2 separate regions of the Homo sapiens genome follow, and region 2 is linked to region 1. A link is an interaction called in ENCODE POLR2A ChIA-PET data of the cell type or tissue named here. Cell type or tissue: Panc1. All regions are shown on one strand. Links, peaks and the distances in the headings refer to the core of each region. The heading gives the core; the rest is flanking DNA. Region 1 overlaps LOC107985365 (a long non-coding RNA gene). Region 2 overlaps LOC124904556 (a long non-coding RNA gene).

What was found. Peaks named below come from ENCODE experiments on the same cell type or tissue, not always from the same donor. Only the 100,000 strongest peaks of a DNase experiment are listed, where the experiment ranks them.
Region 2: POLR2A ChIA-PET joins it to region 1 with 12 read pairs; 6 of 35 experiments call an interaction of 5 or more read pairs at or near these places.

What each region holds. Positions count from the first base shown.
Region 1 is chr1:234,823,720-234,826,632 of GRCh38, reverse strand. The region is part of intron 2 of LOC107985365 (a long non-coding RNA gene); the gene reads left to right. Among named protein-coding and RNA genes, the nearest start is that of LINC02961, 65 kb to the right of the region's middle. In Panc1, for the core only: no CTCF peak of the experiment used is centred there; no DNase peak of the experiment used is centred there; H3K27ac peaks cover 2,162 bases.
Region 2 is chr1:234,713,379-234,716,291 of GRCh38, reverse strand. LOC124904556 (a long non-coding RNA gene) reads right to left here. Exons shown (of 2, transcript XR_007066953.1): 2 at 1-2,913. Among named protein-coding and RNA genes, the nearest start is that of LINC01132, 9.2 kb to the left of the region's middle. In Panc1, for the core only: no CTCF peak of the experiment used is centred there; no DNase peak of the experiment used is centred there; H3K27ac peaks cover 2,500 bases.

The DNA.
Region 1 (2,913 bases), core at 325-2,824:
GCTGCTTACAGCCGTAAATAGGGAGCAAACACTATGCCCGCGCCCGAGCCCTGGATGTTGCTGTATCCACGCTATGTGGGCATGTGATGGTGCTGTCCATCTGGAAATCTTAGAAAACGGTGTTTTTACCTGTGCTCATGGCCGTGGGCAAAAGGCCTCTTACAGACTCTTAGAAGAAGATAACATAATAAAAGCTAATATTTGTTGAGTGCTTATTATGTAAAATCTCCTTTAATTTTTCCACCATCCTTATGAGGCAGGTGTTATTATTATCCCTAATTTACCCGGTCTTGGTGGTAAAGACAGCCCACCTTTGCTGCTACCTTGCTGCAGTGCCCGTGCAGGAGCCTACAGGCTCCTAGGTGGTTTCCAAAGCTGACTCTACATCAAAATTCCACAAAAAGTCGAGACAACTGCAGATTTCCAGGGTCCACGCCCAAAGATTTTAATTCAGTAAACCTTGAGAGGGTGAGGGTGAGGGCTCGGAGATGGAATTATTGCAAGCATCCCAAGGGATTATGAAGGAATCTGCCCGTGGACAAGCCCCCAGGAACACTGGCTGACACGAGCACATATGTGGCCATTCCTGTTCTGTGCGTTTGGCTGAGAAGGCGTGTAGGTCACAGTATTCTTTCCTGCTAAGCCTCGACTTGGCCTCAGAATCCGTCTCAGTGCAGGCAGTGACTAGCAATCATTTGCAGGTGGCTTCAAGACAAAACCAATTTGTCATCCTCAGCCTAGAGCCTCCAGAAAGGGTACTGAAGAAGCTGAGTTTTATCACAGTCCACCAATTCAACAAAGAAAATGACAGAGTATCTCTGCACCTCTGGCTTCTTTCTACTGTGCAATGGGGGGAGAAGATCATGAAACTTTTCACCTTCCTGGAGAGGGTAGATTCTTATCTCTAAATTACTCTGTTAGTGAAGGGAATGCTGGCTATTATAACATTTTATAACATGTTATAACTGTCATTGAAACTGTTCTGTGGTTAGTTTTTTTTTTTTTTAAGCAATCAAATGATCAGGTTCTACCCCATGAATTGGATTAGCTTGCACATGTTGGACCTATTAGTTAGGATGGCTCTCAACACCAAATCAGTCACATTTAATCAGCAGCAGGGAATGGGAAAGGGGTCCTGTTCCAACCAGCCCCTCATGTTCCAGGCAGATGAAGGCTCTGTCGTCCTTGATGTATGTTTTCTAGATCCCCCAGGTGTTGACCTCCAGGAGACAGATGGTAGTGAAAGACAGTGGAGAATTGCCCAGGAAGCTCTTTTTTTTTTTTTTTTAAATGGAGTTTCACTCTTGTTACCCAGGCTGGAGTGCAGTGGCGAGATGTCGGCTCACTGCAATCTCTGCCTCCCAGATTCAAGCGATTTTCCTGCCACAGCCTCCCAAGTAGCTGGGATTACATGCATGCGCCACCATACCTGGCTAATTTTGTATTTTTAGTAGAGACAGGGTGTCACCATGTTGACCAGGCTGGTCTTGAACTCCTGACCTCAGGTCATCCACCCACCTCAGCCTCCCGAAGTGCTGGGATTACAGGTGTGAGCCACCATGACCGGCCCAGGAAGTTTTACAGATCGCTGGTAGAGGGAAAATTGGCCGGAACCCAGTCACATGGCTATGCTCAACTGCAAATAGCCTGGGAAATAGAGCCCAGCTTGCCCAGGAGGAAAGGGAAGCGGGTTTGATGAGTAGCTAGCCAGAGTTCCCTTGGAGCTAGGGGGGTCTGTGGCCATGCCCTAGAAGGAGTGATTGAGTCCCGCAGAATCCACAGTGGGTAGTTCTTGTGTCAGTGACATGTAATCTTGTCACTCTTGAGTTGTTCCCATATTAGACAATTAAAATACATTCAATGGGACGGTTTTCAAATTTTGAATAGTAAGCACACATACACTCACACACACACACACACAAAATCTAAGAACAATAAATACTTTAAAATTCTTCGGTGGGCGGATCACGAGGTCAGGAGATCGAGACCATCCTGGCTAACACAGTGAAAGCCCGTCTCTACTAAAAATACAAAAAAATTAGCTGGGCTTGGTGGCGGGTGCCTGTAGTCCCAGCTACCCAAGAGGCTGAGGCAGGAGAATGGCATGAACCCGAGAGGCGGAGCTTGCAGTGAGCCGAGATCGCGCCACTGCACTCCAGCCTGGGTGACAGAGCAAGACTCCATCTCAAAAAAAAAAAAAAAAAAAAAATTCTTCTTCCTCATTTGAACACTCTATAGTAATATTTTTGGAGTTCTGGAATTCTCTCCATTATTTAACAATCTCTTATAACTTTTATGGAGCTCTTTACAGTTAAGATCTTAGAATGCCTGTCCAGCTCACCTCATGGTTTTGTTTTTTTTAGCTGTTTGTCTTCCAAACTGTTTTCTTCAACTCTAAGGGAAGCCTGTCAGAATCTGTCCTGGTCTTCTCCGTATTCTGAAATGAAGACTGGAGGGATAAATAGAAGTTTCTGGCTTCTTTGGAAAAATGTTAATCTGGTTCTTTAATTTTGGAAGCAGGTGTCCGTGGTAAGGAAAGTGTGTGCTCTGAGGCCACCTCTGGTATGTGTGTGTGTGTTTGGGGCTGGAGGGTGTGGGGTGTCACCTGGCCAGAGCATTGAACCTCTTATTGTCTCCATTTACACAATGAGGATAATAACAGCAACCTCACAGATGGTAGTGAGGTGTAGGGGAAGCAGTGCCTGATGTATGGTAGGCATCAAAACTGGTAAGTGTTGTTATTCCTATTGTTAATGCCAGAGTCAAGGGGCTCAGACATGGCTCGGGATGTGTGGGTAGAATTTATACGTAGGGATAAGAATCTGTACATATAAATGCAGAACAAAGGTGTGGTCGGGGGTGCTCTCCCGCTGGCCCGCTCCCTGAAGGGCTTCTATTGGGGGTGTCTCCGAG
Region 2 (2,913 bases), core at 312-2,811, 110 kb after region 1:
AGTGCAATAATGGCATGATCTCGGCTCACTGCAACCTCTGCCTCCCGGGTTCAAGTGATTCTCCTGCCTCAGCCTCCCGAGTAGCTGGGATTACAGGCATGCGCTACCACGCCCAGCTAGTTTTTCTATTTTTAGTAGAAACAGGGTTTCACTATGTTCACCCGGATGGTCTCGATCTGTTGACCTCGTGACCCGCCTGCCTCAGCCTTCCAAAGTGCTGGGATTACAGACGTGAGCCATGGTGCCCAGCCACTCCTTTCTTACTCCTTTTTAGTCCAGTGAAATCTAGCTAGCTTCTCCCTTACCCGTAATTGTTTCATTGTAACTTATTCTTGCTGAGATTACTAGAGCTATATTTAGACCTCCTAAATAGTATCATCCACTGCCTACAGTCCTTTGGACTGTATTCAGTTCGTGTGACCCCTCCCTCGCATGGAAACTCTCTCTTGCCTTAGTTTTTATGGCATGACAGCCTTATGCTTGCCTTCCTGTCGCAGAGCTCGTGTATCCAGCAATTATCGGTGCTCCCAAGGTTCCTTGTTCTTCCCCCTTCAGAGGTCTGTGCTCCTCAACAACTCTGACCCAGCCGTGGTTCCAACAACCATGCCAATGTGAAGGACCCTAGATTTCCATCTCCAGCAAGGACCTCTTTCCAGAGTGTTGGATGGGTATTCCCATTAACCTACTAGACAGCTGCATGTGGATCTCTCAGAGCCCCTTTAAACTCAGATCATCTTCCCACCAAAATCTGTCCTCCCCTCAACTCAGGACAAAGACCTCACTGTAGGAGAACAAAGGAAGTGGAAATCTAACAGGTGGCAGTTCACCTACAAAACCTTAGTGTCATGCAAGAGGGCTGTCCTGTGCGGTCATTCTCAGTATTGAGCCAATGTAATGAAGAAGCGTGTAGTGTGTGGTGGGCATTTTCCATTATGTTTTGGTGGCCCCACATGGCTGGACTTCCCAGGAGCTTCCCAGAGCTCCTGCTTTGGTTAATGGTGAGCATTTAGGCCAGACGGCCTTGCAAATATCTTTCCTACATGGGACACACTGTTGCAGCCTTGCTCTAAGGCATAGCCTGCCTTTTTTTTTTTTTTTGGTATGATAAAAGAAATATAGAATATTAATATATTCTCCCTGGCTTTCAAAGATTCCCAGTGCATTTTTCTAATACAGCAGCTATTTACATTATATTTTCTTCTTGATTCATCATTTTTGAATGAGGCCTTGTGGGTTTGAGGGCTGGTGAGAAATAGTGCCGGGGAGAGGGTGAGGAAGATTGCTTTAGATGAGAGGCACGACTGTAAATCTTGAAGTAAAATTATCTTTGTGAACTAAACGGTACCTGAATTTTATTCAAATGAAAAGCTGGGCAATTGAGTGTGATTTAAAATGATCACTGTTCTATACTTCAAATGCACTGAAACAGGTTTATTTTGCAATAACCTGGAGAACATATGCAAATTGAAGTTATATTGTTTAATCTGAAGAAGTGAAGGCTGACTGAATAATCGGACTGCAAGGATATGAAGTATTATGTTGAGGATATATACCACGATTTACCATTAAATAGTACACAAAATTAAAATGGACTTAAAATGCTCAGGAAATATGTATTGTTAGATAATAGAAAAGTTAAAATTTCTAAAAATAGCTAATGCTTCATGGATTTTTAAAGTTTTGTTTTGTTTTGTTTTTTTGTTTTTGAGATAGGGAGAAGATACTAGGGGAAAAAAGCAGATGGAAAACTTCCTTGTGGTTTTTCTGTAGTAGCTTAGAGTCTGTTCTAAGGAGCAGAGATTTCAGAGTATGGTCTTGGAAACCTTTGTGTTCTTTGTTTCTTGTAGACGCCACACGCCTCTGTCCCCTGGCCACAGAGGCTGATTTTGCTGTATCTGACATGGGTTTCTTGACCTGCTGGGAAGGCCCAATGTCTAATTTCCTGGTCTGCACCCTGCAGAAACCAGTGGAAATTAAGCAGCGATCGATTATCCTACCCCATCACACCTTTCCTAGATCAGATGATGCTGGCTGAGGCTTTGAAGTATTGACAACACACTCTTTTTTCTTTTTACACCTTTTCTTCAGAGGACCTGACTCATTCCCTGTAAAGGGAGGAATCACTGCAGAGACACCCCCTGTAGCCACACTGCACCCTTGCAGGGGCTGGGGGACGAGAAGCAGGATGTTGGTAGTGGTGTTGTTACCTCTCATGACACGAATCAGGCCCTTCCACCATACACTTCATTGAGGGGATTCTGAAATGGGGTCCTAAGGTTGCTCTGCTCTGAGATGGAGCGTGGAGCACCGCCTCGCACTGTTGCTCTGGGGTTTGTCTTTTGCCTGGGTCTAGCTTAGCAAGGGCAATGGCAAGAAGGGGTTTGGGAGTCAGGAGACTATTAATTCCAAGGGCCAAGGATTGGCACATCTTGGAATATTCCAGAAGTGTCCGCTCAGATGGCAAATATGGGGACAACGTTACCGGCCCTCCTTCCAGCAAGGAGGCTAATATAGACCCACTCACTGCTACCAACCACCAACTCTTGACCCTTGGAATGAAACAGTCTGTTAACTCCCAAACCCCTTCTTGCCATTGCCCTTGCTAAGCTAGACCCAGGCAAACGACAGGCCCCAGAGCGACGCTGCAAGGCAGTGCTTCGCGCCACTTTCATCAGGGAGGTGCCTGTGAGATTCTGCCTCGTCCCCATGACCTAGTTCATGCCCTCGATATGCCGGTGAGATGTGCAGGAGCTTCCTGAAGGGCCGCATCATCCAGCCTTTATTTTTGTACCTCTGTATGAGTTTTTCTCAACTCCTGCTGTCCAGTAGCCTCACTTAGGGAACCTGTAAATAATACCTATGCTTGGGCCCCACCCAAGACCCATTAAACTGGATTATCTGGGGAGGAAACCT